Linked DNA regions of Mus musculus: region 1 is linked to region 2. Evidence: chromatin loops called from intact Hi-C (ENCODE). Cell type or tissue: heart. All regions are shown on one strand. Each heading gives the region's core, and the rest is flanking DNA. Links, peaks and the distances in the headings are about the cores only. Region 1 overlaps Mpzl1 (myelin protein zero-like 1). Region 2 overlaps Pou2f1 (POU domain, class 2, transcription factor 1).

Region 1 (11,407 bases), core at 2,229-10,228, 360 kb before region 2:
TACAGGGATGCTGAACTTGGTTGCTGGTCTTGGCTACGTCACAAGCCCTGGGTTTGGGCGCATCTTCGATGTGGCCAGCAGATGGCAGCACTGGACTTGGCTGTGGCCTCAGGAGCCTTTTCCAGCAGAGCTCTGAGCTGTAGCTTCTGCATGTCTCACCCACAGGAAGCTTCCACCAAGGTGCTTTCTGGAGCAGCCCGCCCAGAATTATGTTTAGGAGAAAGATGTGATAGGTAATCCGTGACGACTTTAGGAACAGAGAAGAGAAGCATTATCTTTGTGGGTTTTGTTTGACCCCACCCCCACCCCCATGCACCCTTGAACCTTACCTACTCTGAACTCCTGTAGAGCAAAGATGCTCTACATTGTCTATCTAGCACTGAGCCCAGAGCTAGGCATATAGTAAGTGTTCGGGAGCTGTCAAGTGATGGATGTATAAGGAATATTTGCTCTTGCTCTTTCTTATAGCGGCCCTAGGGACCTGGTATTTATTCAGTGAGTGAAATGATGGTCTCAGGCCCTGTACCATGAATACAGGAATGAGCCAAGAAACAATCCAAACCGTGGCATATGACATAGACCTGAAAACTCACTGGACTGGATCCAGCGGTTGAGTCTATGCCCTTGAGGGAAAGCTCTTTGTGCCTCAGTTTCCTGGTTTGTAACATGGAGATTTAATCGTAGCATCTTAGTCTTTCTGTAAGGTGGTGGTTGTGTGTCAATGCTGGCAAACAAGCAACTAAAATACAGGGCACCTGCTGCACACACCCTGATGTGGCCTTTAGAAAGCTGGTGGGAGCTAGCTGGGAAGAGGTGTGAATCGGACAGAAGGCCTTCCCAGGCCAGCACACAGCATTTGGTCCTGGAACTCTGGAGCACTGGGTCCCCACCCCCAGACACCAGCTGGTCTGAGGAGACCCACTGAACAAAGGAGCCTTGTGGGCCATCTGGCTTTAGGTCTGGGACCCATCAACACCATCCAAAATAGGAGTCTCAGGATGACCACTGAAGGACATGTATGGACCATATTTCTGTTTTAGAAAGTCTTACGGTCGGCTTTTATATGTGGTACTAAGGATCTAAGAATCAAAGGATTCACACTGGCTGAGCAAGTATTCTCCCACTGAGGTGGATCCTGCGTCCAAGGCCACCCAGGTTTCACCAATCACTCTCAGAGATGGAAGAGATCTGGGCCAAGATAGACACAGGCAAATCGTGTCACAAGCTGGAATTAGGGTGGCCTGCCAAAGAGAAGTGATTGAAATTTAGGTCAGGGGTGCTGATCTGCCGGGTAGTAGGAGACGGAATACACTGATATCAGAGGTGGGGGAACTTTTCTGGAAGGGTACTCAAAGAATCAGATACAGCTAGTTGTCAAGTGAACAGGGGGCTACAAAGTTGCGAGGATATTGCCATTGCTCGCTTTGCCCCTGCACGAGAAACCCCGGGTTTTCAACCCTAAATCCCACCTTCCCTGGAGCTGCTTCCTCATGTTAACGGTAGCAGCCTTTGCTCGTCATGATTTTACTGTGTGTAGCAACCCTGGCCGCTTTCCTTTGCTATATTACCCTACAGCTCAGCCTGGAACTTTGTAGTCAGACTGATCCTCAAACTCCAAGAAATTCCCCTGCCTCGGTCTCCTGAGCGCTGGGCTTATCATGCATGGGCTGTCTCACCTGGCTGTCCCCGAGTCACTCATATTGTCAGTGCTACTGAACATCTTTCTAAACCTTACTCCCATGGCTCTCATCTTTGTCCTCACCGCTGCTAAAAATCCAGTTCCTTTACGCCTAACCCAGTTCTGCCCTAAGTCACGTTATTAATCGCTTCCCCAATATCTGATTTCCATCCTTTACCTGTGTAACTGGCAGGGTAAGCGTCCCAACGAACAAACAAATCCCTGTGCTGGTCTATGATGAAATTCCGAAGCCTGTATCATAAGGCTTCCTTCCAAGGCCTTTTCCTAAATGCAGGGCGTGGGGTGTGTAGACTTTGCGCTAATTCTGCCACCTGGAACAGCCCTTAATCAGGGTTTTGGGCTCCTCTCCACCTCTTCAAGCTCTTGTCTCCAAGCTCTCTTTGGCCAGCACAGGAAGTCCCAGCCCAGCCGGGAGTCTGTGCTCTTTAAGGCTCACTTCACTACTGCGGTGGACTGCTCTGGGCTCTTTCCTCCAGGAACTCCTCGAGGGCTGGGCTCTCTGGATGGGAGGGGATTCTGCCACGTTCAGCTTTGTATCTCCAGCACTTAGTATCAGGTCAAGCACCAGGAGGCCTTGGGCAAGTTCTGTCTTGCTCACAGTTGCTTCAGAGCACTTTACAGCACAGGCAGCAGGCATGCAGGGTGAGCAAAGGAGTTTACAAGTGTCAAGCCAATAGAAAGTGGCAGCAGCAGCGTCCAGGGACTGAGAGATACCACCATGCCAGCCTCCATACTTTATTTAGGGGGGGAAGGAGAGTGGGCTTGTATGTGTGCGATTTCTGCTGTTCGTTGGGGTTTTTTTTTTCCCTTGTTCTCCTTTTATAGTTCAGCTTAGCTTAGAACTCACTGCATAGCCTAGAAAGGCCCCAAACCTGAGGCAAACTTCCTTCATCGCCTCTTGAGTGTTGGAATTATAGGCACTGCTTTTATCTATCTGTCTGTCTGTCTGTCTGTCTGTCTGTCTGTCTATTTAGAGTCAGTCTCACTATATAGTATTAGTTGGATGCACAGGCAAACACTAGCTAGTTTTTTTTTTTAAGAATTATTTATTTAGTTTATATATATGAGTACATTGTAGCTGTCTTCAGACACACCAAAACAAATACAACTCACATTAAGAAAGAAAACCTTTTTGTTAAACACTTATTTTATGAGTGTGAGTGTTGTGCCTTTATCTATGTATGTGTGACTCATGCAAGTCTGGTGCCTGTGGAGGCCAAAAGAGGGTGTCACATCACTTGGAACTTGAGTCACAGATGATTGTGTGGGGCTATATGGGTGCAGGGATTGAACTTAGATTCTTTAAAAGAGCAGCCGTTATTAATCTCCAAGCCATCTCTCCAGTCTCAAGGAACCAAAACCATTATTATTATTTAGATTTATTTATTTTATGTATGAGTACACTGTACCTATTTTCAGACACACCAGAAGAGTGCATCAGATCTCATTACTGATGGTTGTGAGCTACCATGTGGTTGCTGGGAACTGAACTCAAGACCTTTGGAAGAACAGTCAGTGCTCTTAACCACTGAGTCATCTCTCCAGCTCCCAAACCATTTTTTTAAATATATATTTTTTTAATTCTTTGAGAGTCTCATACACACATACAATGTATCTTGATTATATTCACACACACACACACACACACACACACACACACACACACACGCTTGAGTGTGCATCAGCTCCTCCTCCATGTGCCTATGGCAAGCACTTATCAAATTCAATGGATTATAAAAAAAAAAAAAAAAAGAGGACCTGAAGTCGGAGCATGTGTGCAGTTATCCACTGGAGCATGGTCAACCTTCCAAGGGTCACACTCATAAAGCTAGGCCTTCCCTTCCCTAGGAGCCCTCAATAGCAATGGTCCTCCTCTCAGGCGGATGGGGGCTCGAGCCCCCACCCCCAGCCGCTGCTGCCCACGCAGGGTCGTATTGACTGGTTTGATCTGGTACAGGGAACTACAGCAGCTGAGTTCCTGATCCTACTTGATCCTGCCATATCTAGAAGACATTGCTTTGTCTCAGTCCTTCTCGAGCTCTTGAGTGCATCTCCTCTTCTGTGACTTCCCACGAGCCTTGGGTGGGAGGGGTGTGTGACGCAGACACTTGCGACCCCTCCAAAGACACACCGGCTTGTACTGTGCCTAGCTGCGCCTTCACGTGAACCTCCATACAAAGTAGAAACTTCCCTGGCGAGGACTGAGAGATGGGGTTCTGCAGTGTATATATATTCAAAAGGCAGTTTAATATGATGTCCTTTTAGCAAAATTAATAGTAGATTATCCCCTGGAGCATATGAGCTCCCCAGCCATGAGTTTCTAGCCAGGGAACGCATAGCATGAACGTCCTCTTTCCCAAACCCCAACCCCAACCCCAACCTCGGGCATCGTGTGGAACAGGGACCAGTTATTTCCAAGCAAGCTCTCTTCTTGTTTATTTCATTTTGTTCTCATGATTTTTTTTTTCTCTTGTCCAACTGCAATTGGTCTACATTAAAATACTGGCTCAGCCAAGAGCCTGGGATGTGATGTCTCAGGCGCTGTGTGACTCGATCTACCACATGACCTCCTGCCAGAGGTCATATTCCTTCGGGGGACATGAGCTCTGTTTAGTGTTTCTGGGAGAAGAGGAAGTGCGGTGCCTAGCAGCTGCTAATAACTGCGTGCTGAATGGATTCTCTGCATTCTTGGGACCAAGATCCTCCAAGCAAGTTTTCAGGACAACTCTCCCTCTGCCAGTACAAAGTCCTTGAAGTAAAGTTTACCAGGAAGAGACCAGGGACATCCAGACACATCATAAACAATCCTCCGGGACCCTGTTGTGCCAATAAAGCTGACGTCAGAGGCTCCTAAAATGGTCCATACCCTTACGGATCTGCTGAACATTCCAGAAGTGTGTCTACAGAATGAATGCAAATTTTATTTCATCTAGTTAAAAGAAATGTTGTGGGGCTGGAGAGATGGCTCAGCAGTTAAGAACACATACTGCCCTTGCATGTGACTGGAGTTAAGTCCTCAGCACCTATGTCATGACCTCACACCCAACCCGTGTAACCCAGCGCCCAGGGAGATCTGAGGTGGCCTCTTGCACCTGAACTCATATGCACACATACCAAGCCCCAACATGCACATAATTTAAAAATTAATAAACGTTAATGCTGGGCAGTGATGGTGCACACCTCTAATCCCAGCACTGTGCCTAGCTGCGCCTTCACGTGAACCTCCATACAAAGTAGAAACTTCCCTGGCGAGGACTGAGAGATGGAGTTCTGCAATGTATATGTATTCAAAAGGTCTGAGGAGGGAGAAGCAGGCTGACCTTTAAGTTCAAAGCCAGCCTAGTCTACAGAATGAATTCTAAGACAGCCAGGACTACACAGAGAAACCCTGTCTGGGAGGGGGTGAGGGTGGGTGGGTGGGGAGGGGAATCAATAAGAGTTTAAAAGAGAAATGAAGAAAAAAATTAATTAAAAAAAAAACCACTTCAAAGGCTGGTGATAAAGGTTCTTGTCACCATGCCTAAGTGGAACTAAAACTCAATCCCTGGAGGCCACCTGGTGGATTGGGAGACTGGCGAAGGTTGTCCTCTGACCTCCGTCTGTGCGCTGATGCACACACATGCATGTGCACGAACACACAATAAAATGTAAAGATTTAATTTTTTTAAATCTAAGACAGAGAAAGAAGCTAGAATACAGTTCATATTCAAAGTTTAGTCGCCTCAGAGAAAAACCTCTAGCCAAAAGCTGGCTTCTCTTTAGCTTTATGCCCCACACCCAAGCAGAGCTGCAGTTCAAATGCCGATGTTGGACATCAGTTAGTCCCCCACAGTGTGGCAGCTACGCGGCTCCGTGAGACTATTAATAACTATGTTCAACTTCTTGTCTCAGATGTTAGTGAGACTTTTAAAAAAAAATACACAAAACAAAACAAAAAGCCCAACCTGCCCTAAAATGCTGGCACACCAAAGGCCACACCAGAAAGCCCACAGCAAAGAAACGGATGCCAGAGCCAAGAAAGGACAATGAGGTTTCACATCCTGTCTGCAGGAGGAAATGGAAGCTGGAAGTGCAGGTCCTTGGGGACCCCTTTGAGCCTGAGTGGTTTGTGTTTCCCTGCTGGTAAACACAGTGCAGTCTCCTGTGGATCCACAAGCTAGCTCCCTCCCTCTCGTTTCTACTCCCAAATGTTTTTCTTCCAACCCACACAGCCAAGCTTTCCGGTCAGCTCCTGAAGGGAAGGATGTGGGACCTCAGCACCCACCCACCCCCAACGCCCCCTGCGGACACTCTCAGATGTCCAAGGGCCAGGAGGGCTGGTGTGAGCACGCATGGGCTGTGATTCCTCTGACTGAAAACTGTTTATATTCGGTAGGGCTTTTGTTTCTTTAGTAGTTCATAAGGACAAATAATTACAGAATTACTAGTAAGATAAACAGCCTAAAATGTCTGCATGTTTAGAAATGGCTTAAAATACCATGGTGCATCTATAGCAGCACAGCCCCGTCTGTAGGTGTGGGTGACTGGTGGCCTGCTGGCCTGGACACTTCCCTGGCACAATGCTCAAGGACAACAGAGGCAAACGCAAAAGCCTTGTGATACTATTGTTTTTCCCCTTGGTTTTCCCATATCCCCTTCCCCAAAAATCTTTACTAGGACCGTGTTTGTTTCCTGATTTGAAGAAACCACTTGTAAAAATGCCATTTTCACAACAGGAAATTTGACTACACACTGAGAAATAGATAAAAACAAAACAAAACAAAACAAAACAAAACAAGACTTTGGCTCTCAGAATACATTTTTCAACGTGTTTATGTTAGGCCGGTGAGATGGCTCCGGAGGAAGAGGGCTTTATGAACCTGACATGTTTCTTCTGCAGGACTTCCACGGTCAGAGGATAAAACCAACTTGACCAGGTAATCCTTCACCATCCACACTTGCACGGTGCATGTGCGCCTACATACAGAAACGTTTTAATTCAACATGACAAGGGTTAGGGTTAGGGTGATATAGGGTTAGTGTTGTTATATACGTGAGTATCCAGACTTTAATCTTTTAGGTGCATATGCTCTCACAGACTCTCCTTCCCCCAATGTCTGTATTTTAATGTTTAGATTTAGTGGCTTCTTTTGCCTGCATGCATGCATGCATGTGTATATGCATATATGCACACATGTGTGCATGTGTACCATGTGTGTGCCTGCCATCCTTAAGAGTTCTGAGCTTATTTGGGGTTTGCTTTTTATTTTTTTGAGACAGTGTTTCACATAGTCCAGTTCTGATTCCCCTTGCCTCAGCCTCTCCAGTGTTGGGAGGACAAGTGTGCTCTACCACACCCGGGGTCTATGGATGTTTTATCAATGTTCAGATTTGTTCTTTTCAGGACAGCAGAGTCTTGAGTCTACAGGACACAGGTGCAGGAGGCCACTCCCATGTAAATGCTCAGTTAAGTCAAGTGGCTTTTCTACCAGTGCCCCAGTACCAGGCTCCTCCTCCACAAGGGCTCACCTTCCTCGAGCAGGGCAGCATCCAGCTGGCACCGAGGTCACCCCACTGCCTTCAGAACGAACCCCAGAGGTTTCCTCTTAGCCCAGCTCAGCTCACTGGGCCCAGGCCTCCGCGAGAGGCTACAGACGGGGTTGGCACGTTTCCTGAGAAGCCAGAGCCCTTGAAGCAGGAGGAAGGCCAGCAACACCCAGTTTTCTCTTGAGAGAAGCAGATGATAAAACCCCTAAGGGCTCCATCCCTCCCATCCGGAGTCTTAAGTGATGAAAGGCAGGGGCACCCTTTGTATCCTTGGTGACCAGCAACACACACACACATCACTAGAAAGCATCAACTCTTGTATGGCCGCTGGTATCATTTGTGGTGCAGCCCTTGACAGACCAAGTCATGTAGTCTTTGGCTTTGTCTACCTTTATCACGCAGTCTTTCAAATCGAAACTAAGACCCCCCCCCAACAGCCATGTTTCTATCACCTACCCTCCCATCCCCCCATGCCCCACTCGCAGATCCTGGAGACAGAACTGCTGCCAGCACGTGGGACACTGATCAGAATAAAGAAACGAGGGTTTTTTTCCCCCTTTAGACTAAATAGTCCCAGCTCGCTCTCTGTTCCTAAATGCTAAGTGACAATGGTTGGACAAAATATATAATCTAAGACTGAACATTTTTCTAAAGAGAGGTAGGTATAAGGCTAGCAGAGCTGGTACTAGCTCAGTGTGCTACAAGAGAGGAAGAGGAAGAAAGGCAGGCGCAGGGCGTGTGCCAATCTTTGGAGCAATTGGGTCTCCCTGCCAGGCCTCTGCCGCCATCTCCTCACAGAGCGTTATCCTCTTCACAGTTGCCTCATGCTTGGTGCAGTGGCTGGCCCAGGGCAGTCCTCAGTATCCCTGGCTGAGTAGATAGGAACACCTGCCCAGCAAGCATGCAGAAAGCAGCTGTGCTGTGCCGTGTGCTTTTCTACACTGGGAGAAGCCAGGAACAAACAGCAAAGTCTTGCTATTCATGCTCTTGTGGGGGAGACTAGTCAAGAGCAGAGCTGACGGGCTAGGGAGTTGCTGTTTTATTTCAAATCATTTTAAATGTGCGTGTGCGTGTGCGCGTACATGTACACTTTATCATGCGGATTTGGGGACCTAACTTAGGTTGTCAGGCCCAATGAGCCATCTTACTGTCCTGAGGTGGCTTTTATATGTTGCAGAAGGTCTAAGGGGACATCTGAACGCACACTTAAGCTAGAGAACAGATCTCACACAAACATCAGCAGTAGTCCCATTTTAGGCTCTGAAGTAGGTTCACAGGTAGTGTGTTTCAAGGATGGAGGCTTGTGCAGCTGCAATGGTTCAGATGAAAGGGCTTTATCTCTTTTTCCATTTGGTTAAAAACAAGCAGACAACACCATTCAGAAATCGAAAAAGATGTATTAAAATATTCACAGACGTACAAATGAAAATATCAAAAAGTAACAATGAACTTGGTATCTCTCCAGCTGGACACATTTCCAGGAGAAAATACAGGCAGGAATTCTAAAAGCCATCCCTTTTAGGTGTCTCTTCTCAATTCGAATGCATTCTTCTGCTCAGAAGACACAGGAAGCACAGGTCTGCCATCTGGACGTGGCCTCACTGTTATCTGTAGCCAGGCCCAGAACGCAGAGTTGCAGGAAAGAGACCGAATACTCCAAGGGAGGTGGTGTGTGGAGTTAGGCCATGAGGCCTGCACACTGTCCTGCGAGCAGCTGGAACCAGGCTGCAGGCTCAGTCCAGGAAGGCCGGCCAGCAGCCAACGGTTTCTGCCTAGGGAAGAAGGTTGGCTTGGCCAACAGAGGATTTGGTTCTGACTGGGCAGGGAGATCATGGAGCCAGATGTAGAAAGCCCTTAAGAAGAGGTGTCATTTGAACAAAGCCCACAGAGCACTAGCACCATATACACGGTCTCAGCACCACAAGGAGATGGTAAAGAACCTGGTGTCAGGAGGTATCTAGAGTGTGCAGTTCATTGATAGCGTCCCTAAGAGGAGGAGAAAGGAAGATGCTGCCTTCCACACGCTATTGTCATGCTGGGGCTCTGTAATCTGTACCCTTTTAACCACGACCACAGCCTCAGCCAGCTCTGCTGTCTGCACGCTGACAAGAACTCATTGTGAGATCGTAGCTAATAGCAGGATGGTGACAAGGACAATCTCAGCTCAGAATTCCCTCATATAAAGAAAAGCATCAACACTAACTTCTCAGACTGTCCTCGGGTGGCGTGGTTAACCGACGGTGTCTATCAGCTAGCACGGGCACAGAACAAAACGGTCCTGATACTGTGAGAGACACACTTCCACTGAACACCTCACTCTCTAACTACAAGAAATGCTTAGACTGGTTGAGCCCTTAGATGAAAAAGGCCACGTCTGTCGGAAAGACTAACGGTTCTGCAGAGTCTTCAATAAGGCAAACCATCCCACGCATGGGACCACGGGATGCTTCTAAAACTTTCCAGCTAGAAATGACTCTGAAAGAATATACAGAAACAGCAAGACAATTTACACATACGTAGACTCATACCACTTCACCATGCAACGTTGGCCTCTCACATCAGGAAGATTAAATAGAATATACATATCCTCTATACATATTTTCTGCTCTCTCCGAGTATACATGTGCTTGTCCTTGCCCGAGTCCTCAAGGCCACATGCGGTTATGGACATTTTCTGCACAAGCGTCCAGTTTGGAAATGTTTGGGTGTTCTCTTAGTCTTTCCGGATGTCCGCATACACAACCGACTCTGACTTATTAATCTTGCCGCTGTGGTGTCCGCCAGAGTGGTCTAACTGTGCGTAAATGACTGGGCCCTGGAGAAGAGAAACCAATTAGAGGTTTGGAAGAACTGATGGTCCCTGAGCCACAGGAACAGAAGCAATCATTACAGACATATGTTAGGCCTCCAGAGCAAGGACTCTGCTCCCCTGAAGAGTTAAGATTCCATATGTCATGTTGAGAATTGATCTTAAAATCAGAATGGGCACCCACTGAAGCCACCAAAGCTGATACATGAAAATTAGTTATGTTATTCCTTTTGGTTTTGTGTACACTTAGACATTTCCATAAAAAAATATATATACCATTCCTTTTTGGCAATGTTTCTTAATTTACTAGGCTGTCAAAGCCCTCATTAGCATTTGCAACTAGAACTGGACATAAGAACTAGGTTAGACCTTGCCCAACCCAAGGGCCACTTAGTTTCAGAATCATCCCAAAAGAACACAACATATAGACACTACCCATATGATTAATTTGTGCTGGTCAATTTATACAAATAGATCCTCAAACAGTTTAAATGTTCAATGTAAATGCAACACAACCCTTTCAGTCTGACGCTATCATGATTGATTCAAGTTCTGAGGATTTGTGTTTCCTGCAACCTTCTCTGGTGTCAGGGACCAGACCGATCCTCAGCTTTAGCCAGGCTAGGAATGCCCCATCCCTGAGCTGCACTACCAGCCTGCTGGAGTTCCAGGATCAGGTAACTGTCCTTCTAAGCTGTTTCTTCTTAAATAAATCCACAGTCTAAGAAATGTAAAGAAAAACTCTAAATAGATTAAAGTAGAAGTTCTCCCCCTTCCACCTCAGCATCAAGGAAGCCAAGAAAGTCAAAGATGGGCGTCAGAGTCCAATCCAGGAAAGCGAGAGAGGCTGGGCTGCAGGGTGCAGAGCAGATACCTGACTCTCAGGGACAAAGTCTGATGAGGGTTCAACTGCCAGAAAGGCACTTTACACTTATGACTTTCTCAGGTCCTTTCAATCTGTAAAACTGCACATAAAAACAACAAAACAACTCTAGTTTAAGAAAAAAAAAAATGTAGTGAGACCCTAAGTCAGGTCTTCTCCCAACCCAGGGGACTTTGAGAAGTCTAGAGGTGTCCTTCAGCTTCCTAATATAGTAAAACAGCAAGTTTAGGCCTAGGTAGCCAGAGGCCCAACCCACACCCTCCAGTGTGTAAGCTGAAATCCTTCCTGCAGAGTTCAGTGTCCTGACTTCACAGGGAAGACAGGCCCAGGGTCAGGGCTGTGTGGGAGTAAATCATAGGCAGTAAAATCAGTCAGACACTCGACCCATCTGGACTCAGGTAAAGCCACTCAGAAGTCACGAAGCACTCCATGCAGTCTGGAAGATGGCCATGTGATACTGGGCATACTCTGAATCTACTCTAATGACGAG
Region 2 (11,407 bases), core at 2,089-10,088:
ATTATGTTATAGCAATAAGAAGAACAATATGGCTACTTGAGTTGCCTATCTGTCTAGAGTATGTCTGACAGTTACATATGTGTATATATTTCAGAATATTTTAAGATGAGTTATTTCATTGCTTCTTATAAAATCTCTATAGCTAGGTAATGTTCTCATTATGTAAACAATGTCTCACACTACCAAGGTAGCTACATGGTGACTTGGGGAGGCCAAGGCACTAACAGTTATAAAAGCCAATGAAACTAAAAATAAAGAACTCAGGCTACACTAAACTGAGCAATTAAGTCTGAATACTTGTTATTTTTTCATGTGGTAAGAGCCTCAAGCTTGAATCATGAAGACTGGATTTAATTATCATACTCTCTAGAATGTTTTCCAGAGTTTTATCCTGTAGTGTCCTTCTAGTCAAGTGTAAGAATTCCCCAAGTGTGGCTGGAAACGCATAAAAATAAGTAGTTTTCTAGTTTTTTTAAGTCCAAAATTTAATTGGAATTTTGGTCATTTGGTGAGAATGGTGAGTATGAGAGATTTGGTGTTGGTGTGTGTTGTTTAATGCTGAAAGAGAGATATCAGCTTATGATCACCTGTAAGCCTGTATAGCAGCAAGAACTCACTAAAATGTTATTACAGGTTGAGCACAAATGAGAAATTAGATTTTTCTTTTTGAAAATGTGATTTCTTTTTTCAGTTCTCTATGAAAATGGAAAACACTTTAAAAATTTAAAAGTATAAACCAAAGATAAAATCCTAAACAAAAAAGATCACTTTACACAAAAAGGGTAGCAAAACATTGACACATGTGAACACACAGAACAAACATGAGCTTTAACATATTCACTAAAAGCCTCCAGGAAGAGAAAAACCCACTCACCCTGAAGGCTACAAACTGACAAGCTCCTTCTGCTATCCACTGGCACAGGAGAGACCTTTTATTCTTTTAGAAATTTTCTCAACTTAAATTGGATGCAAATAAGCCAGGTGTGGTCCTTACAACTATAACACTGCTAGTCCCTGCTGAGTTTCCATAGCAACAGACACAGCTGGTAATGGCTCACCAAAAGTTGTACTGACCTCAGACGGATTTAAAAAGTTTCAATTGTGCAAGCAATTGTGGTATCTTAGTAAAAAAAAAAAAAAAAAAAAAAAAAAAAAAAAACACAATTGTTTTTAAAAATCTATCTTTGCTTGAAGTTTCAAGTAAAATAAATTTCTACTAATCCAAAAGTGACCTCCAGCCTAACAGCAGGGGCTAGTGTGTCTGTTAAATTAGAGGAAGGCAATCATCAAATTTAGGAAAAATGTTTTGACTAAAGAAGTTGAGCTCTTTCTTGTGAGACTAGGCCGGGGCCTAGCAAACACAGAAGTGGATGCTCACAGTCAACTATTGGATGGATCACAGGGCCCCCAATGGAGGAGTTAGAGAAAGTACCCAAGGAGCTGAAGGGATCTGCAACCCTATAGGTGCAACAACAATATGAACTAACCAGTACCCCAGAGCTGCATATGTATCAAAAGATGGCCTAGTTGGCCATCACTGGAAAGAGAGGCCCATTGGACTTGCAAACTTTATATGCCCCAGTACAGTGGAATGCCAGGGCCAAAAAGTGGGAGTGGGTGGGTAGGGGAGTGGGGGGGGGGTATGGGGGACTTTTGGGATAGCATTGGAAATGTAAATGAGGAAAATACCTAATATATATATATATATATATATATACACACACACATACATAAAGAAGTTGAAAAGAGAAAAAAAATTAAGTCAATATTTATGGGAGTAAGGGTGGGGTTCCCTTAATGTAGTAAACAGCACCCAGAGAGACTAACAGTTTATTAAAGTTCTGAATTAAAGAATGTGCCTCGTTTCCTTAAATTAATGTGCTATGGCTGTTCTTTGGCCTAATTAAAGTGTTTGTAGTCATAGAGATAGTAGCTGGGTCAGCACTATCATCAACACCAACTTAGAATATAAATTCTTGGGTCCTACATCAGATCTACTAAATTAGAAACTCTAAGGGCGGAGGTTCCAGAAATATGTTCTGAAATCAATTCTCTATAAGATTCTGAACAGTGTAAAGTGTGAACACTGATTTACAGCGTCAAACTTCAGAGAGATATGTGAAAAACTGCAGGGATTTATTCTACTCTTTGGAATCCGAGTGAGAGTAATAGAATAAAATCTAAGGAGCTTACTAGCCTTCTGAAAGGAGTCTGCTGGCTGGTATCCTCTGTCTAAAGAAGATGCAGAGTATCAAGTTGGGCAGGTCTGTTTCTGTTACATGCAACATTACCAAGGGGTAACCAAGAGTCTTTATTATACAAGGAGAGGAGAGTCTTGAACCCAGGCTAACTCACTCACTATCATTCATATTCATTTCCAACCATCTAGGTCTTCACACCCAGGGCAGAAAATTTAACCATTTATCCTTTCATAAAAACAAATTTTCCAAGACAGAAAATGTTTATATGGGGAAGAGTATAAAGTCTGAGCCACAAACTTTAACATCCTTCACTGCTGAATTCTTTAAAAACATAAAAGTATGCATTTCTTTAGTATCTAATTTATTAGATACTGTCTTGATGTACTAAAACTTTTTAAAAACATATTTCTAATGGGTAACATTTCAAAGAACTAGGCTAGCAGCATGAAAGCTATCATAGACATACTAAAATAGTTAATGGAGAAAAAAGCCTCTAGTTAGCTCAAACACATCAGATGTTAAAAATGATGGACTCAACAAGCTGCGCTGGCTAGTTTTATGTCAACTTGACATACAGAATTATCTGAAGGAGGGAACCTCAGTTGAGAAAATGCGTCCATAACACCCTGCTGAAGGTCATTTTCTTAATTAATGATTGATAAGGGAGGGCCTGACCCATTGTGGGCGGTCTCATTCCTGGGTTCTATAAAAATGACTGGGAAAACCATGATGAGTAAGTCACTAAGCAGCACCCCTTCTGCATCAGTTTGAGTTTCTTCAGTGATGGACTATGATGTGGAAGGGTGAGCCCCTATCTTCCCCAACTTGCTTTTGGTCATGGTGTTTCATTACACCAAGAATAACCCTAATTAAGACACCAACGAGGTCATTTTGTGAAATTGCTAAGTGCTTTCAGTACTATCCCATAAAATGTACTTTAAAAATTTGGGGACTAAAGATGTACGCTCAATAGTAAAGCACTTGCCTATTATGTACAAGTCTTGGGTTCAACTCCAGCATGACAATTAACTACTTTAAGTAAATCTAAAGATTGGTCACAATTTATGAGAAAAAAACCAAAACAAATCAGAAAGACAAAGACATTCAAATGAAGTGTTTCCTTATTATCAGGATCTGTTTGTGTAAGTAATATGGTGAAATTTTCTTAGGTCATATATGCATGCATACTTTTTGTTTGAGGGAAGATGCCACTGGAGATGGAACCTAAGGTCTCATATGACACTAGGTAAATGGTTCCCTGAGCTACACATATCAAGCCTCAGACAGGTGACTTAACATACAAATCAGACAACAGGAGAAAGAAAAAAATACACACTTGTTTCCTTTCCTTTGCTTGCCATGTTTTTTGTTTGTTTGTTTGTTTTTCAAGACAGGGTTTCTCTGGCTGTCCTGGAACTCACTCTGTAGACCAGGCTGGCTTCGAACTCAGAAATCCACCTGCCTCTGCCTCCCAAGTGCTCGGATTAAAGACGTGCGCAACCACTGCCCAGCCACCATGTTGTTTTTTTAAAGCTGGGATAGTTGTACCACAGGTGTACCTTATTCAAAGAATGTTTTCCTAAGGAATCAACTTAATGTACTGTCAGCATTTACTCCACTCTTATGGGAAAAGAACTGTGAAAGAATGAACCCTACCTAGGTCTTCAAAGACAGCAATAAAGAATCAATAAGAAATGGATTCAGAATGCGCTTCAGACTAATCACCTCACATAGAGCCATTTCAGCCTATGTATTAACGGTGTTCACTTGATGTGCTGTTTCCACAGGCCTATATTTCTGCTTTTGAAAAAGATTTATTAGCCTATAAAGAATCTGGTTTCCTTATATGTTTTCCAACAAACTGTGCTATTTCTCTTCTCTCCCATCTCCTCTTCTGCCCCCTCCACCTCCAGTAGCCTCCTTCCCACTTGCCTCCTGTCACTTCTGTCTTTTGTCCTATCCCCTTTGCTCAGCACTTCTTCCCACCTTGTAGCCTCTGTAATGGTTTGAATATGCTTGGTCCAGGGAGTGGCACTATTAGGAAGTATGGCCTTGTTAGAGTAAGTGTGTCATTGTGGGCATGGGCATGGGGTTCCTCCTGTACCATGCCTGCCTGGATGCTGCCATGCTCCTGCCTTGATAATAGCGGACTGAACCTCTGAACCTATAAGACTGTCCCAATTATATGTTGTACTTCTAAGAGTTGCCTTGGTCATGGTGTCTGCTCACAGCAGTAAAGCCCTACCTGAGACTGCCGCCTATCTAGTTTCATGGCTAAGCCAACTCTTCCTCGTTCCTTTCTTTCTATACATGCAAACATTTAAAGTTTGGAACTTCATGAGAGAGAATATGTAATTTTTGTCTGAGTCTGGGTTACTTCATCTAATATACTTTTCAGATCAAGCCCTTTTTATAAATTCTACTTACAACTGAGTAGAATTTTACTATGTATATATATACCACATTTTCATTATCTACCTGTTGGTGGAGTATTTTTTCCTAACTAAACACATGAAATGTTACAAATTTCTATTTTTTGAGTATAAGATTTTTAGCTGAACTATTTGTTTGTTTGTTTATTTATTTATTTATTTATTTGTATATTTGGTTGGCTCCCAGTGTCTGGCTAAATATTTTTTACCTTATTAATCAAACCTATAACTAAATGAGTGAAATCCTATACAATCAGTTTTGTAACCTTGATATTGATACAAAGAAAGAAACTCAAAAGAACAAAGCAGTTGTGGTCTCTATTAAAGCTTGGTTTAATAGAGATCTATAAGAAAAATTCAAGACAGAGAAGACTTAGACAAGGAAGGACAATTTTGGTTTAAGCTTAAAGACTTGTTAACAAAAAGGCTTTCAGTTAAAAGGAAATGGATAAATACAGGAAGATTTTTTTTTTCAGTGAAAGGCTAGATTGCTTAGAAATAATGCTGACTATCTATTTGGCCTCAGTTTGTGTCATTTTGTGTGAATTCGAAAAGAACAGTTGGATAAATTTCCAAAATGTTGCCCTTTAATGAGTTCCTACCAATAATCTTTCAGTATCATAAATCCGGTCAAACTGATATCATTGCTCATCAAATAAGGAAAACTGCCTACTATGTTTGTTCTTAAACAAAATAAAAATGGTAAAACAGCCACAGCAGATGCTTTCTGATTTACCTTTTGTAGAGAAAGGCAGCCCCAGAGCATCTCTCCTATTTAGGCTCTTCTTCCTTCATATTCAAACTCACTCATTCTGCAATTACAACAAGAAATTCACAATGACCCTTCTTAAAGGGATCACTGGTCTTCTTTAGAGAGAAAAGTCTTCTACATTGCAATCACATTTTACTACCTATGGTGACACTGAGGAAAAGACTCCACAAGACAGTTAGAGAACCCATCTATTGTAATTACAGCTTCTCAATTGTTTTCACAATCCACAAAAACCATGGCAGAGATTTCTACAGCTTTACTCTCAAAGAAGCCAGGAGTAAAAATTCCGCGAAAAGAATATATGTACACTAAAGTTTCAACAACAAACAATGTTTTCATACATTTTTAAAGAATTCATTGTGGAAAAAAGAATTTACTGTGTAGAAAACCTATATAAATAATCAGCTCATCAATAAAATACAGTTTATTCTAAAGAAATTATTATGTTTAAATTCTCTAACATGGCTTGGGGCTATAGCTACTGTCTTTATATTATCTTGTATATCTAAAACACCAAGATTCTTTGGTATTATCTTTTGTCTTATGTAAAGATCTTGCTAAAGTTAACAAGTACTGCTTTTACATACAGTGGCACCACTGTCTAAATACATAAGGACAGAGCACATAACACAGCTGATGAATCAAACATCTGTGACCAAGTGTTTTAATGTGGGGCTGAGTTCTCCACATTATAGAGCCAAATATAAAATAAAAATTAGGATAGGGCCTCTCACATATTTCCCTGAGTTAAGGAAGATAAGCATTTAAATTGTGAAGAGCTGTTGTAGTTTTTATATCATTATAAAATGAAAATCCCCATCATTTTAATATTATATCCTCTCATATGGAAAAGGATGCCACATTCAGTCAAATATGCCCCGTGGCCTTCGCAATTTATGTTCATTCAGGTGAGGACAATCAATTAATCTTTTAAATCAATTAATCTATCACTTCACCTTGTTTTCTCTGAAAACTCATAATTTTAAAATTTGTATACTTGTTTGATTTCTGCTTTTCACTAGAAAGAAAATTTTCTGAACACAAGATATTATGTCTTATTTACTTAACAGCAATTTCACATATGTGGTAGAACCTGAGAGAGGCTCAACCAAATACTTGTACATGAATGAAAAAATGGTTCTGGGAAAGTCAACAAATGTTAAATCAAGCATGAGACTTAGTTCACAATTAAAGGTTTGTTTAAAAAGATTAGAATATGAGTAGAACACTCACTGTTGATTTTGAATAAAGGCAACTAATAAAATTCTATATATTGTTCTCACAGAATACCAAGGGCTCAGCAGTTAAACAAGCAAGCAAACAGAACACTCTCTAGCAACTTCCCCTCTCTGAGGCTAAAGCTATAAAGGACATGATATATATTCTGCTGCAATGCCCTTGGCCATATGAAGAACATCAAGCTCCATTTTATTATGTCTGTGCTTCTCCAGGATTAGGATATGCACTTGGAACAATGCACTTGGAACGGGCTTCTAATGCGTACAATGAAAGCTGAGCATTCTCACCAGTCAATTCCAGATTCAAATGGTAAAACACTGACAGTAAAGACTGATAACTAAGGAGCAAGATCAGTTAACATAGTTCCATTAGATTCATTTTAAATTTTCTTATTCAAATTTAAAATTAGCTCAGCAGCCTGCAAGTAGACACATTTTTTAAAAAGACATTCATTCATTTCAAATTATATCAGAGACATTTGTAAGATGAAAATAATCTTGAGAGAGAGCTAAGATTACAGCTTCTCTTGAAAAATTCTTATTGTACTATCTGCAACGGTTGACGATGAAAGTTGGTAACTGCTCTGTTAATATAAAATAAATTGAATATAGTTTACTAATAGTTACTCATATATTTCCATTTTTTCGTTTATCCTTCTTGTACTTCAGTCTTTCTGAGTTCAGCTTCCTTCAATCTTAAGAAATGTTTCTTAGAAGCTCCTTTAGTAAAGGATATGGTGGTAAGCAACTCAGTTTATCTATCTAAAACCATCATTTCATCTTTATATACGCTCAAAGGTTGCTTTCTCCCAGTGTCCTTAGCTTTCCACTGTTTCTAGTGAACGCCTTTCCATATCCCTGGATGGTGTTCTCAGAGGATGTACACTAGAAATGATGATTAAGAACTGTCTTCTCTAGAACACCAACTGCACTGCACTTCTCATTCTGTTCTCTGTATCTTACTTTCTCTTCATATCTACCTCTAGAACACTAGTAGTAATCTGATTAATTTCCCAAGACCTACTATTAGTTTCTTCAAAATTTCTTTTTCAAATGCATTTGAAATGTAAATTTCAAGGACCACTTTTTCCTGTTTAGAAATTACTCTGCCAAATCTGCCTAGTCATTTTTGCAACTTGTTCTGTGCCTGTGTTCCAATCCACTTTTTGTTTGTTTGTTTTTTGAGACAGGGTTTCTCTGTGTAGCCCTGGCTGTCCTGGAACTCACTCTGTAGACCAGGTTGGCCTTGAACTCAGAAATTCGCCTGCCCCTCTGCCTCCCAAGCGCTGGGATTAAAGGCATGCGGCACCACCCCCAGCCCCAATCCACTTTTAAAGTATTTTTAAGTTGATTTAAATACTAAATTACATTCTTACTACAATCTGAAGTTCATGGGAAAAGAAGTTTCATTCTATTGCTGTTTTTTTCCTATAATTTTCTGATGCAAATTTGATCATATCACAGTTAGATATTTAACAATTCATTTGATGGATACAGAAAGTCACACTGTAGGAAACTTTCACTTCATTACTCCTGTACTTTCCTTCATCCAGTCTCATGGGAGTATCCATATTCATGACTTCCTGCAACAAATCAGCTCCTCTCCTTTGTCCCACCTGGTTCCTGTTATCAGAAACTCTGTAAATATTCATATTCTATGTCATCCTTCACGATCTATCTCCACTGCCATTTCTCACAGGCACTAGACTGAAGAACCTTATTCAACTCAGAAGTCCCCTGAAAACCTATCATAATGTCTTGTCCAAAGAAAAAAGCTCCACAGCAGCTGAGATATAAACACCTGACAAGGGCACTAGAGAATAAGATAAACTTTGTAAGGGGAGTGAGCCTTAAATTGTGATATCCTAACTCTTATTCTAAGTTTTTGTGACTCAAGAGTTTTATTAAGATCACCCTAAAACTGGGAGGTAATGGCACACGCCTTTAATCGGAGAACTAGGGAGGCAGCTAAAATACACTGCTATCTGGTTTTTAATATGACAACCATTTATTGAACATTAGGTGTACCAGACACCATGCTGGACATGCTTAAATATTACCTTTTTAATACTAACAAAATCCTATAAAGAAGTCATTCGTTGTTTTATAGATGAAAAAATGATATTCTGGCATATTACTATCATAAAGATGTTATACATTAGTGGCAGAATAAAGATACATCATCTTTAACTTAACGCTACTATTTCTTATACCAACACCATAGCTGCCAGATTATTTAGAATAGCTTAATTACCACCTCTGAATAAAGAAAAAAATGTGAGCATGAATTGAATATAAGACAGATAAGAACTACTCATTTATCCCTGCAACACACAAAAAAACTTTCAACAAAGCCCAACAATTTATTTATTCAATAGATTAAATACCTTGCAACTACTTGCTCTTACTGTGAAAGAGACCAATAGAAAGTAAAACAAAACAAACACCAGCTAGTAGTAATATTAAAATGGAAGGTCAACTACTGCATATAATAAGAATGCACGGTGAAGAAAGAAAACTATACAAAACTAAAATAGCACAGTAGTCTCCATTTTTTCTTTTCTATAAAGCTCTTCAAAATTAGATGACCCTATTATTATTGATGTATAATCTTCACAAGGTGTATTCTATAGGAACAGGATTTCCTACTCTGTCCCCAGAAGATGGAGAGTTTACACACTGCTTACAGGAGATGCAACAGGGTCTATGTAGAAGAAAAGGAGCAGAAGTCAGAGCATTGAGCCATTTCTCACTTAACCAATAATAATTTCCATCACTTTTAAGTAAACAACCAATTTATGAAATAAAAGAATTGCTTTAAACACTCCAGGGACTGCTTCAGATTAGGACCGCTTCGGATTAGAAACATTCAAGCAACTTTCAATTACTACAGAAAGTATCATTATTTACTACAATTCAGATATTAGCTTAGAGATGTATACAGTTTAAAACCAGTAGAAATGTGAAATCATTAATCAAGGAAATAAAAATGAAAGAAGAAAACTTACCCTAGCACCCTAAATGAAAAACAGGATAGTTGGAGGGCAGATAGGAATAAATACTGAAGAATCTGGCTTGAATTTGAAGTAACTAAGAATTTACTATCTCCACAAATTTCCACGGCAGAATGTGTGAAGTTGGTTAATTAAAAGCATTTACTGATTATTATAAAAATAAATACAATTAAGCACTTATGCATTTCTTACTGTTTATTAAATCTCCTTCATAACATAAAGCATGGAGGACTACTTCCCAAACTATAGAAAAGGGCTGCAGAGATGACTCAGTGGTTAAGAGCACTTGCTGCTCAAATGGAGGACCAAAGTTCAGATCCCAGCATCAGCGTATAAGCCCAGTGATCTGTAAATGTAAATGCCCATTACTCTGAGGAACCTAACCTCCTTTTGGCCTTTGCAAACTCACTTGTGTGCCTGTATAAATGTGTGCATGCACTCACATACACAGAAAAACAAAAAATAAGTAAATAAATAAGATCTTTAACTACATAACACTAGGGGACCAAAGAGGTCGTCTTTTAGTGGTTAAGAGCACTAGCTGCTCTTCTTAGAAGACCTGGGTTCAATTCCCAGCACCTTCATGGTAACTCATAAATAACTGAATGAAACTCCTGTTCCTAGGGGTCTGACACTCTCTTCTGGCTTCCATTGGCCCCAGGCACAAATGTGATATACAAGCATATGTGCATGTGCAATACCCATAAGTTAAAGAATTATTATTCATGTGCTGATCTTAAATACAGAACATTAAACTAGAAAGGTGGTCCAAAGGCTTGCCAAACAAGCATGAAGACCTGAGTTCAAATCTCAGAACTTCTGCAAAACTGACACATGTTTTATGTGTCTGTAATTTCAAAATTCCTAAAGAGAGATGGAAGGCAGAGACAGCAGCACCCCAAGAAGCTCATGGGTCAGCTGGCCCCCAATACAAAGCAGTGAACATGGTCAAAGGTGAGGACCAACACAAAAGCTGTCCTCTGACTTCCATAACCCACATACGCACATGTACTCATATTACACACACACACACACACACACACACACACACACACACTTTTAAAACATTTTTTAAAATTAATCTTGAAAACATGGGACAGTACTTGAAATTTTTTTATCCTAGCAAACTATAATAACTAGCTACTATAAAGCTCAACATCACTCTTGAGTCTAACTTTTTAAACACAGCAGAAAGATAGAGGACCCTAAAACATTCCTAACCCCATTTCCAAAAGAGGAAGTCCTTCTGGATTCCACTGGTTTTGCTACTTCTACAATGTTACTGACTTTCATTTTGTTTGGCTTTGTTTTTTTTCCCCTTGTAAGTAATCACCAGTAGTCACAACTGTGACTTCCTTCTCTAGTCAGTAGTATCCACAATCATTCTTTTCTAACTCCAGTTCTCATCTAACAGCTATCTTTCATTCTAACATTCATTGGCAAACTACCATACTCACAATAGCATAAACATTCCCAGAAACTAGCATTTTCTGGGAAATAATTATACAGAGCAACAACATTAGGCCTTGTGGACCCCTAATCTGTCACTCACCTTCCCATTTTTTTAATATCATAAATATAAAAACTAAAGCTGGTCCCAGCACTTGAGAGTTTGAGGCCATCTTAATCAACATAGTGAGATTCAGGCCTTGGCCACACTAAAAAACCCTGTTAAAAGAAAAATAAAATAAAATCCATTCCTAGCTCAAGGTTTTTTGTTGTTGTTGTTGTTGTTTTGTTTTTTTTTTAA

Evidence for each region. Peaks named below come from ENCODE experiments on the same cell type or tissue, not always from the same donor. Only the 100,000 strongest peaks of a DNase experiment are listed, where the experiment ranks them.
Region 1: a loop joins it to region 2, with 3 times the contacts of the local background. A loop is called at or near these places in 3 of 42 quality-filtered maps.

The regions. Positions count from the first base shown.
Region 1 is chr1:165,583,638-165,595,044 of GRCm38, forward strand. It overlaps Mpzl1 (myelin protein zero-like 1), which reads right to left. Exons shown (of 6, transcript NM_001083897.1): 6 at 8,544-10,040. The coding sequence ends at 9,939. Among named protein-coding and RNA genes, the nearest start is that of Gm51750, 30 kb to the left of the region's middle. In heart, for the core only: a CTCF peak has its summit at 5,964; DNase peaks (open chromatin) are centred at 4,324, 5,794 and 8,954; H3K4me3 peaks cover 242 bases; H3K27ac peaks cover 3,942 bases.
Region 2 is chr1:165,947,412-165,958,818 of GRCm38, forward strand. The region is part of intron 1 of Pou2f1 (POU domain, class 2, transcription factor 1); the gene reads right to left. Among named protein-coding and RNA genes, the nearest start is that of Pou2f1, 50 kb to the right of the region's middle. In heart, for the core only: no CTCF peak of the experiment used is centred there; no DNase peak of the experiment used is centred there.